2 separate regions of the Homo sapiens genome follow, and region 2 is linked to region 1. A link is a contact called in ENCODE Hi-C or POLR2A ChIA-PET data. All regions are on one chromosome and are shown on one strand. The core of a region is the stretch at or near the end of the contact, and the rest is flanking DNA. Distances in the headings are between cores, read along the strand shown. Region 1 has its middle 110 kb from the start of HEMK2. Region 2 has its middle 80 kb from the start of HEMK2.

Region 1 (6,086 bases), core at 1,778-4,277:
AAGATGGATCTAAATTTAGATGCATCTTGAAGATAAGTTGAAGAGATAATCTTTTCAAAATTAAATAAATATTACAAAGATGCTCATCTTTTAATTGCTACATACTACTCAGGAATACATAATGTAGATTCAAAAGAAATAATACTTACGTATTCAAAAATAGATTTGAAATAGGAAAATATTTCTACTCTTAGTGACCTTGGTAGGGTTTTTATGAGATCATCATATCACTAGAGAGAAGGAATAAGAAATTTAATTTGCTAATTTAATTTACAATATTTCAAGGGAAGTCTGAATAGTTCTGTATATGGGCATTTCTTTTTTCTTTTTTTTTAGAAGCAGGGTTTTGCTTTGTCACCCAGGCTGGAGTACAGTGGCATGATCATAGCACATTGTAACCTCGAACTCCTGGGCTCAAGTGATCCACCTGCCTTAGCCTCTTGAGTAACTGGGACTGTAGGCATGTGCCACCACACCTGGCTAATTTTTAAACTTTTTGTGGAGACAGTGTCTCACCATGTTGCCCAGCCTGGTCTTGAACTCCTGGCCTCAGTGATCCTCCCACCTTAGCCCCCAGAATGCTGGGATTACAGGTGGAAGCCACCACACCGGGCTTTTATGGGCATGTCTTAATATTGGTAACAGTTTTTAGTAGGTATGCTTGATTCTCCAGATATCCTGACAATATGTTCCAGGAGAAACGTGAGACAGCTGAACTTAAAAACCAAATAGTCATAGGCCTCCAGATTTGGAGTGTATCTTAGAGATAACCTTGTCAATCTCTTTTATTTTGAAGATAAGATAACTGGGTTTGAGAAGTTAAGTAGTTTGCCCAAGCTCATACAACTTGTGAAAAGCCTAAACAGAACCAAAACCCATGTCTCTGGGTTTCCAGCCAGTGTTGCAGGTGTAAGAATTGCAAATGATAAGGAAAACTTGGGATCTATTCTTACATTGTGGCTTATTTCCTCCTTTGTGAAAATAAACTCACAGCTTCAGAAAGACTTGTACCATTCTTGATATTTGCAAGCAGAATTCAAGCCACAGATTGCAGCTTGGGAGCAGTTTTCCTGCTACAGGACATCAAGTATCAGGCCATAAGAAAACAAAATCAAACTAGATTGGTGAGGTTCTGGCTTTCAGGTAGAAACCATGGAGAATCTGATGCAGAATACCAGTAGAGCATTGCAGCTGGGATTTTCCCAGAGATGATCCTTGTCTTTGAATTAATCTTTGCAAGTCTCTTCCCATGCATGGCCTAGAGACCTTGGTCTGCATTATTTATGGGATCTCAGTGGCACATCGTGTATATTTAAAATGCAATTACTAGGAGAGTACCTGTTTCTCTTGGAAACAAACTACTTGCCTGCTCAAGTCACATTCTAGGTCAATATTTTCTGTTAAACAATCTTTTCAATCTTTTAGATATTAAAAGAGAGAATCTTCTATTAATATGTTTCTACATTTGTTCATATGAAGTCAGTTCTGTGTCTTTACTGAGCTCTGTATTTCTAGTTGTTAAAGATGCCTAGTATGTATTAGGTGTTTAAATGTCATTAGTTGATAATGAGAGTTGCCGAGTGAGAGAGTGTCAAGGAGTTTTGAAATGAAGTAAATACAGAAGATCCTACTTTAATTAATTATTAGCTAGCTTGCCTGCAATCAGCCAAACCAGGCCAAATATTCAGTGCATTATTCACCTACTTGGACTGTGGTATTTGGTGTGGTCCCAATCTGAGACTATATTTGCATCAGAAAATGTTTTGTTCATATCCTGGCACCAATGGAAACAAAATTAAGTCTAGAGCAGGAGAGGCACTAGAGCTACCTGTTCTAAGAGATTGAGGCTTGGGTCTCATGTAATTATTAAAATGAGCAAACCGCTTCAAACAAACCAAAAGAACAAACTTGAAGCAATTTTTATTTGATAAAACTCATATGATTACATGTAATTTAATCAATCGTTATTGGATGCTAATTCCAGACACCCTATCAGTTTCCTCAGATGCAAAATGAATAACATGCTGTCTTTCCCACTGAAGGTACTTTAATTACTTTAATTAAAGAAGAAAGACAGAGACAAATATAATGTAGAGCAAAATGATTGTTACATATGCCTAGTGAATACAGAAGCAATATGGTTGGGAGCAGAGAAGCACATTTGGTTAATGCTGATGTGGGAGTCAGGAACAGATTAATGGAGGAATTGGTATCTGAATTAGCTTTTGAGTGATAAGGAAAATTTTGAGAGAATGTAAAAGGGATAAAAGATATCCCAAGCTTAAAGAAGTCAATGAGCAAAACTTGCCAAAACGCTATAATTTGAAAATACATTAAATGAGGCAATACTTATAACTTATTCCATATTTTTCTTTAATGTGAAGCAATTAAGAGCATTCTAAGGTATAAATAACCTTTACCCAGAATTGGATAAAATGTGGAATGCTTTTCAGAGAAATGCATGTGACCATTAATAAATCTTACGGCATTAAGACAGTATAATGAGCTGCCAAAACCAGAGACCAGCCAGGCAATACTTTAAACAAGTTGGTCTTGCTCTTATAATAATATTTTAAAGGCCAATTAAAATATTTTGTTCACTTGATTGCATGCTTTCAAAGTTTACATGTGAGTCCTGTAATGTAAACAAAGATGTTCTCCACTAAAGTTGCCTTATCATTCTTTGACTTTTAGGACTTTCCCAACATAGGCATGGTTGAAACATAGGTTTTAGTACTGAAGCCCATGGGATTTGTCTTCTGACTAATTAGGCTTTGATTTCAGAACCACAGACGATGCATTTTCTCCACATTGTCTCTTCTGTTCCTGCAAACCCCAGAGAACATGCTGTATGAGTGTGATGGAAATAATTTCACTTTCTCTGACTTATGATTAGTGAAGAGGATTTCAGGCTGGCATCAAGTTACAGGTTTGTTGTCTTCATTTTTTTTTTTCTTTTAAGATTTCTCATAGAAATGGTATGTTCCAGGGTAACCACTCTCCTCACCCCTAGCCCCTTTCTTGGGACAGGATTCCAGGAAGCAGTGGTAGTAAGCAGGATTGGATGTGTAAGTGGCAGACGACTGGCTTGTTTGGTCACTGTTCCCAAAATAGTGTTCACAGAGGATTTTGTTCCAAGCAGGGTGCTATTTCTCAGGAGATTTTTTGAATGTCAGTTTTTCCTTCAGTCACACTCCCCTTGCTTCCTAAAAGGACCTTGGAAAGTCATAGTAAAAGATTAACCTAAAACAAGACTGTTAAAATGGACACAGAGAATTAAAATCCAAAGAGAAGAATGGGTAGGGGAGAGGAAAATATGGCAACTAAACCAAACCCCTAGAGGTGGTGTTTGGATCACAGCACTGTGGACATTTTGGAGTAGGCAATTCTTTGGCGGGGGGGGGTGGTGCATCTTGTGCATTATGGAATTTTTCACGGCACCCCTAGCCTGTACCCACTAGGTGCCAGTAGCAGTCCCCAGTTGTGACAACCAAACATGTCTCTGGGCATTACCAAATGTCTCCTGGTCAGGGTGGTGGGAGAGTGATGCAAATAACCTCTGGTTGAGAACATTTGACCTAGATTTAATATGAAAATATCTGACTTTATACTTCCAAATCATCTCTCCCTGAATCGTAACTCCAGAGAGTATAAATTCCAATATTGTAATATTAGTACTTGGCCATCATAAGTCCTGTTCACAGAGCACAGTGGTGACCTCAAACTGGGATTCAAACCTTGGCTTGCCACTTGCTATTTGTGTGGTCACTGTGTCTCAATATCCTTGCCTATAAAATGGGAGTAACAGTTGTTTGTGAGGATTAATTGATGTAATGTTTCTGAAGTACTTATCACAGTGTCTGGCATGAAGTAACTGCTCTATAAATTCCAGTAAGTTGCGCGTGTGTGTGTGTGTTTTAATCTTATTTCTCCATCCAGAGTCATGGCTAGAATAAGGAAGAGAGACAGCATTTGGTACTGACTCACAGTGGAGAAAGAGGTAGAGAATTGTAGCATGATGCTACTCAGGAGATATTCTAAGAGGAGTCTGATCTAGGTGCTCAGTGTGTAGGTCAGTTTGATGCTGCTATGAGAGAATACCACAGACCAAGCAATTTATAACAAAGATAAATGTGTTTGGCTCATGGTTCTGGAGGCTAGAAAGTCAAGGTGTCAGCATCTGGCAAGAGCCTTCTTGCTGTGTGATCTCATGGTGGAAGGTGAGAGCGAGTGAGAGAGAGAGAGAGAGAGCTGAACTTGCTTTTATAACAAGCCCACTCTTGAGATAATTAATTCACTCCCACAATAATGACATTAATCCATACATGATGACAGAGCCCTCGTGACTTAATCACCTCTCATTAGGCCCCACCTCCCAACACTGTTGCATTGGAGATTAAGTTTCTAACACACAAACTTTGGGGGACACATTCAAATGACAGCACTTGGAAAGGTCTCAGTATCATAAAGATACTGGACATATCCTTGGGAAGCCTCATTCCCCATCCTCTTCCCTTCACTTGGAAACAAGTTGAATTGAATGGTAAGGAAAACCTAAGAAGAGCCCAGAGGGAAGAAAGTAAAGGGGCTTGATTACACTAGGTGGCCATGGGGTATAGAGAAGAGGAAAAATCCTAAAGGAAAGGGTTTCTTCCTACCAACTCTTAACACGGTGACCTGTTGAGGAGTCAGGATGTGGGTGAGGATTTGTGGGATGCACAAGAGCAGAGAAGCAATCCCCAAACTCTACTTCCTTGTGAAATCTTTTGTGAGATGGAAAATACAACTTACAAATTCAACGTCACAAAAGCCTTGCTTTAGGGAAGGCAAATAAAAATCATTTATTGATGGTGCATTCTGCAGAAAAAATTCAGCTCTCAGACAGTAACTACTATTGCCTTAGAAGTACTGCCCCACAATGCTGAGGGTGCTGGCTGATGACTTTGAGGCATTCAAATTGAATTATGATGTAATTCATTAGCCCAAAGGCAGGAAATGTCTAGTCAAAATGTGACCCTTGTAAGCAATTGAGTCAGTACAAACTATTGCTTACAAAGGAAGCCCATTTAGAAATTATTCAGAATAAGAAAGCTTTAGAGTTAGAAAGCTTTGAATTCTTGTCCTGGGAACTGGACAGCTAAAACTTTCCAAGATAACCTAGATAACTTTAGTATGTGCAGGCTTTTCCCTGTAGGACAAGAAAGCTTACACTTTGTAGATTTGGTTAAGAAAAATTTCAGTTCACTGGTTCCCTTTTGAGTCATTATAAGCAAGTGAGAGAGAAAAAGGGGCTCTGTTTCAATGGGAAATACTTAAATTCAGAGGGATTAAAATATCTATGATTATTTTATATCACCCTCAAGAGAATCCACAACCTTACTTTAATAATAACCTAGAAAATTTACATCTGGAGTAGAAAAGACAGTGAAGTCCAAATATGGGTCTCCCAGGGCATATATCTGCTGCTATTAGGAACCAAGTATCTGGATTCATTATGCTTTGCTGAAGGTTCTGGTAGGATCTTTGACGTTCATTTTGGGGGAGAAAACAAAGACCTCCCTTATGCTACTGAGCTGAGAGGTAAATTCCAAACCGTATAAGTTAGCTATCTGACAGCCCAGCGCACAAATTTTGCAATAGAAAAAATACTTACACATCATCTAGGGGTAATGCCAGAAGCTTCTGGGTAGAGATTGGGTCTTGTTTTGAAACCTGGGGGTCCCAGGTGGGCCTAAGATCCCTGACATCTGGAGAGATCTCCTGTCAGCTAGTAGACCAGTCAGGATCCTTGCCAGTTTGTAAAATTCAACTGGACCTCTGTTTGTTTGCCAGGGCTGCTATAACAAAATACCAACAGTCTAAATGGCTTAAACAACACAAATTTATTTTTTCACCATTCTGGAGGCTAGAAGTCCAAGATTAAGATGTTGGCTGGTTAGCTCTCTCCTGAGGTCTCTCTGCTTGGCTTGCAGATGGCCATATTCTTGCTGTGTCCTCACATAGCCTTTTCTCTGTGCATGCTCACCCCTGGTGTTTCTTCTTTGTGTAAGGACAGCAGTCCTATTAGGTTTGGGGCCCACCCTTAT
Region 2 (6,086 bases), core at 1,535-4,034, 34 kb before region 1:
CTTAATTAAAACTATTAAATTTGAATAAGTTGAAATGCATTTTGTTAAATACTAATATAAAGAGCAGACAGGAAAAAGTAAAATTGTCTTTATTAGCAAATGACATGGTTGTTTACATAAATAGTTCTAAGAGTTCTACAACCACTAGAACTCATAAGTGAATTTAGCAAAATCACGGTATACAAGGTTAATGTAAAAGATCAATTTTATTTCATATACTAGCAGTACATAATTGAAAAATGAAATAAAAACAACTGCATTTATAATAACATAAAGATATAATGTATTTATAAATAAATATATAAGCTCTCTACACTGAAAACCACAAAGCAATGCCAAGGGAAATTAAACAAGACCCAAATAAAAGGAGATATACCATGTTCATGGATTGAAACATTCAATATTGTTGAGATGTTATTTCTCATCAAATTGATCTACTGATTCAATGCAATCCTCGTCATGTTTCCAGTAGGCTTTTTTTTTTTTTTGGAAGGGTAGAATTTGACAAAGGAATTAAAAAATATATGGAAATGCAAGGGATCTAGAACATTTCAAAAATATTGGAAAAGAAGAAGAAAGTTGGATGAATTACATTACATTACCTGACTTCAAGACTTACTATAAAGTTGGAGCAAGCAAGGTAATGTGGTCCTGAAATGAGTTTGAAAATCAAACATCACTGGAACAGTACTCCTCATGGGAGTTTTTGTTGAGATGTTTGCCCTTGTCCCTGTCCATGCAGCCCAATTTAGATTCTGCCCTTTTGTTGGGGCCCATGACTTCTCTGCTGTCATCATCTTCCTTGTGTCTCCTCTCTCTTCATCTTGGGGGCAATCTTGTTTCAAGGTTTTGGGGGAGGCACTTGCTCTAGCTCTCTGTTTCTCTCAAACATTCTTTATAAACCTAAACTTTTCTTAGCATCCCAGAAAGACCCAGCTGATGGAAATTCATTCTAGAAGACTCTTTCACATCACCTCCTGTAATTAAGAACACAGAAAGACTGGCTGAGTGGGAAAATGGAGGGGATGGATGGGAAAAAAATTAATCATTAGTTTTCCTGAATTTTCACAGGTATTTAGTTTTACAGGATTTAGCTGGTCAGGATATTTCTTCTTTCTCTTCTAGTATAGCAGATGCTGTGGTATGCCATCCAGATCTTTTTTCTGAACCAAGGTACTTATTACCTTAGCTGTTGAAAAATTTGGAGGCTGATGGCTCTCCACTAAGGACTCTCTCCAGGAATTGCTCTCTGCCAAAAAGAACCATGTCAGCCAAGGCCACATTCCCTTATCAGGGATGACCTGCACTCACTAACTGGTCAGTGGAGTGGGGGTAAAGATGACTCAAGATAGGGGCCCTCACAGCTCCAGAGTTCTTTGTAGGATGAACTGAGGTCCCTATGGTGACTGCATTGCAGTTCAGCTTCTCCCTCTGTCTGTGGATGTTGATTCTGAGGGCAATCCCTGATAACAATTCTGCATGCTAATCTCCACCTCAGAATGTGTCTCCCAGGAAACTGACCTGGACGTAGAATTTAGAGGACACACAGATGGATTGGATATGGTGGGTAGGCAGGAAGGAATTAGGATGACTCCCGGGTTTTTCTTTAAATAACTTAGTAGATGGTGATGTCTTTACTTAGATGCAGTAGACTAGGGGAAGTATGGGCAGGCAATGAATTCAAAGTCCTGCTTTGGTTGTGCTAATTTTCAGATGCTATTAGGCAAGAGAAGCTACCCATCGGGTGGTTGCAGATTTGATTCTGGAGCTCGGGAAGTGGTAATGATGGTAGATAATACCTTTGGAAGTCATATGATATAAATGGCATTTAAAGTCCTGTGCTGAATAAATTCACTTAAGCAGGAACCTCAGTTTAGTTGTGCCTGCCTCTGACATTTTCCAGCTGAAAGTACCTTCAAGGGCTCTATATTTGTTTCCTAGAGCTGCCATAAAGAAGTGCCACAAACTGAGTTGCTTAAGAACAGCAGAAATTTAGTCTCACAGTTATGGAGGCTAGAGGTCTGAAATCAAGGGGTTAGTAAGGCCATGGTCACTCTGAAGCATCTGGGTAGCATCCTTCCTTGTCCTTTCCTAGCTTTTGGTGAACCCAGGCATTCTTTGGTGCGTGGCAGCATAATTTGAATCTCTTCTTCCATTTTCATTCGTCCATCTTCTCCCTGGATGTCTCTTCACATAACCTTTTCTCTCTGCATGTCTATGTCTGTCCCATTTTCCCTTTTTAATTTTATTTTCTTGTCTTTTGCAGACCAGGAAAGATGCACCAGCCAGGCAGTCCAGCCTCTGTGGGACTGCCCAATACCTCCTTTTTACAAGTCCACCAGTCATATTGGATTAGAATTCATTCATGACCTCATCTTAACTAATTTCATCTATAATTACCCTATTTCTAAATAAGGTGGCATTCTGAGTTACTGGAGGTTAGGATTTCAACATATTTTTTTTGAGAGAGCACAGTTTAATCCGTATCAGGTTCATACAAGGATTTTCTACCAAGTTTACTGAGTTAAAAGAATATCCTTAAGTTACAGTCATGTTACATATGGCATATGACATTTTACATGAACCAGCATATTAAATTCATTAAACTATTGCCTTGTAGATTTATTCTGAATAACTAAAAGCCCACAATTCCATAATTATCTGTCGTGACAACATTTCCCTTAGAAAGTAGGTGCAGAACACTTCAGAGGCATCACAGGCTGATCAGGCAGTCATGTGGGGGCACTGGAGACGTAATTCCTGGAAAACACACTCAGATTCCATGAATACGGTACTTTACCAAATTTGTATATAATAGTTGAACAGCTGACTCATGTTTCTGGATTTTTGGAAAACAGACACTATGCCATGGGACATACTGATGAGTGTACTCAAAAACAAACAAGGGAAAAGAAATCACAAAACTGCTGAAAAATCAGAGTAGGCGGAAACACTATGTACTGGCTGAGTTTTTGGACAATCTCAATTTCAACTTTCCTTCAAGGTTTTGCTTGTTTCAGTGTTACATCATTTTTCACAGTTGTAGACTTTTAAAACATGTAGCACCTATAAATACATTAGTTTCAGAGAAAAGAAAGCAGAACTTTTAAATAAAACAATGTAAAGTCGTACAGAAGCATCTACCCAGCCGAAAGAATCAGGGATTCAAAGTCAGAGACTTTTAAAGCATGTAGCACCTATAAATACACTAGTTTCGGAGAAAAAAAAAGCACAGCTTTTAAATAAAACAATGTAAAGTCGTACAGAAGCATCTACCCAGTTGAAAGAATCAGGGACTCAAAACATACTCTGATACTGCTTTGTTTGAGAAGCTACTGAGCTGACGGCAGCCTCCAAATTTCTGACAAGTTGTGTCGATTAGGAATAGCTTGTTGTAATTCCCAAACATTTTGGTTTCAATCAACTCTTTTTACTTTATAGAGGTATGGTTTGAGACAATTAGAAAATAGGATGTGATTCTCATTAGTTTGTCTTCCTGCTCAAGTTGCAATGCAAAATTTTATCATATAATAACCAATAATATAATTCAAGAGCCTATACAGTGCTGGATTTTATGGGCGGGTGGTGGGAGGGAAAACAGGCAGTGAGAAGCTAGAACTGCTATAGATGGGGAACTGAAGCCACTATTTCAGTCAGAGTGCAAATGGAGTTTTACTGGGATTTGGCATGGCCCAGTGATAAAGTCGGCTTTATAGCCAACCTACTTGAGATTGAATATCCAGCTCTCCCTGTGTCATCTGGGTGCCCTGATAAATTGTTTAATTCTCACAGTTGCCTTGCTTCTGCAAGACAGAAACAAGGAAAATAATTTTACAACATTGCAATGAAGAGTACATTTTGTTAAAACACAGATTCCTGGGCCCCAATCTAGCCCAACTGAATCAGAATTTTCAGGGGTGGGGCCTGGTAAGCTGTATATTTAATGACAACCCAGGTTTCTGTAGATTTAAGAAACTCTCAGGGTACTTTGAGAAACATGAATTACAAACAGTATGCAAAGTGTCTAGAATAGGGTATGTAGTGTAATTGTCACTCAATGAATGCTGCTTTTCTTCCCAGCCCTTTTGATATTGTGTGTGCAGGAATGAAAGAAATGTGCACATGCCATGTGGCCCGTCTAATGTTAGATTATCAAGTGTTCTGAGTGATGAAGCTTTTGGATAGGATTTTGGTTTATGATCCATCAGCCTACCAAGTGCCATTGTCTCTTTACCACAGGGTAGATCATTTTAGGGTCATATGTATTACCTTTAAAAATGATTTCAATGTGTATTTATTTATTATTTTATTTTATTTTTAAGTTATTTGTAGAGATGGGGTCTCCCTATGTTGCCCAGGCTGGTCTTGAACTCCTGGGCTCAAACGATCCTCTTGCCTCAGCCTCCCAAAGTGCTGAGATTACAGGCGTGAGCCACTGTGCCCGGCCTCAACATTTAATTATATGAGATATTCAAACTGATTGCTGGAATTTTTCTGTTGACAGCTAAAAAGAAAATCTGGCTGTTCTTGTCTTTATTTTGAATTACAAAATGTTCAAGTCTTGTTTTGCATTTTTTGAAGTAATGGAGCAATGGTAGATAAACATAAGCAGTACCAAAGTCACAGATAGTAACTCTTGGGCTAGTTGGAACAGCACAGAAAATCAAGTAAATTTGTCTGAACTTCCTGATTCTAGAAGAGATGGGAAAAAGGTTTTTCATAAGAAGATAGCCTTTATCTTTTGGAGATAAAGCTAATAAATACCATATGTTAATTGAACAAGATTATTTAGAATGTTGGCTTCATTTTTTAGATACTGATAGAGTACTTGTGCTTCATTTCTTCATTCCAAAACAATTGTCAGTATGAATTTCCTGAGGAATATGCTACAGTCATTTTGGAAGAAATTCTGTTAGCAGTACAGTGTTGATAACTGCAACTGTAACAAGGACAGAAATTATTTGTGAGTATGCATAACTCGTTGCCCTTCTCTTGCCCATGAAAGACAATTCTGGCATTGCTCTAAAGTTCTGCCTCCCCTAACCCAACCCTTATAATTCAGACAATTACTCTAATTGGGGTACCCAAGAAATAGAAATGGATGATTCACATTTGAATAAGTGAGAAGAGGGAAGAGTAGTAGAGGTAGAAAGAAATGAGGTAAGGAACAGAAAATCTATGTGGGTGAAGGTGGGGTGTAAACGGGAGGAGAGAGTTTTGGGAAGCAGCTACTATTAATAGCTTTATGGAGGAGCCTAATAGAGGTAGTGATGAGAGAGAATTTAAAATGTGTTTTTCTGGGCATTAAGAATATATTTCCTTCTTTGGCATTTTCTTAAGAAGCTGAAAAAGAAAACCTTGGAAGTTTCTTTCAGTACTTTCTGGCTGCTAAGCTATGATTCTTTGACTGTAGCAGTAGATTGAGATTGGACCACATTGGGCTCCAGACTTTATTTGGGTTTCACAATTTAATTGAGTGCAGTAAAATAAAAACTTATTATTTCAAAAAACTGACTATGTATACAAAGGCCATTTCTTAAGATTCTATTATTTTGCATGATCACAAATTTGTGATCGAAGATGGTTAGTCTCCAAAGCTTGAGGTTTTAGGATGTGTATGTTAATCCCTTGGGATCAGCACCCGTATATATTCAGGTTAATTGCTTAGGAACCAACAGAACATGAAGTGTATGTGAAATCGAGGGAAATGATTTTTTCCAAGACTTCTGCTGCCTGGGTTTTTGAGAAGCCAGTTGCTTCCCTTTGGGAATGACATTAGTATTCTGAATTTTATATTCTGATGAGTACAGTTGTGTGCAACCAGGGCTAACTTCACAGGTGCCTGACCCATTCTTAGAAGGGCCCCAGTGATTGGTTTAATGCTGTGCTGCTGCCATCTTGAAGTTCTTAAAAAGTTTATAACAAGAGACCTCATATTTTAATTTTCTCAGAGTCCCACAACTTATGTAGATGATCTAGTGTATAAATGATATAAACAAGCATCTACTCCAAATCCTTTGTTGATCAGTCATAAGACTCATTTATTTATTTTTAAGTTAAAATTGTTTTGAATAGATAATGCATTC

The links. A loop is a pair of places that touch in the nucleus more often than their neighbours do. ChIA-PET counts read pairs that join two places held with the same protein, here RNA polymerase II (POLR2A). Pooled maps may share reads with other maps.
Region 2: a map of ascending aorta shows a loop between it and region 1 (4-fold over the local background). The contact joins two enhancer-like sites. A Hi-C loop is called at or near these places in 4 of 168 maps with a recorded cell type or tissue (aorta, ascending aorta and chondrocyte) and 3 of 50 pooled maps. POLR2A ChIA-PET finds 5 or more read pairs at or near these places in 1 of 52 experiments (BJ).

Annotation. Positions count from the first base shown.
Region 1 is chr21:28,768,837-28,774,922 of GRCh38, reverse strand. It overlaps a transcript of HEMK2 not described here. Among named protein-coding and RNA genes, the nearest start is that of HEMK2, 110 kb to the left of the region's middle. Within about 2 kb of position 3,027, at least 3 of the 41 ENCODE cell types and tissues checked have a DNase peak (open chromatin) inside an H3K27ac peak, as active enhancers do; they include ascending aorta, where a contact is called at or near this core.
Region 2 is chr21:28,802,814-28,808,899 of GRCh38, reverse strand. It overlaps a transcript of HEMK2 not described here. Among named protein-coding and RNA genes, the nearest start is that of HEMK2, 80 kb to the left of the region's middle. Within about 2 kb of position 2,784, at least 4 of the 41 ENCODE cell types and tissues checked have a DNase peak (open chromatin) inside an H3K27ac peak, as active enhancers do; they include ascending aorta, where a contact is called at or near this core.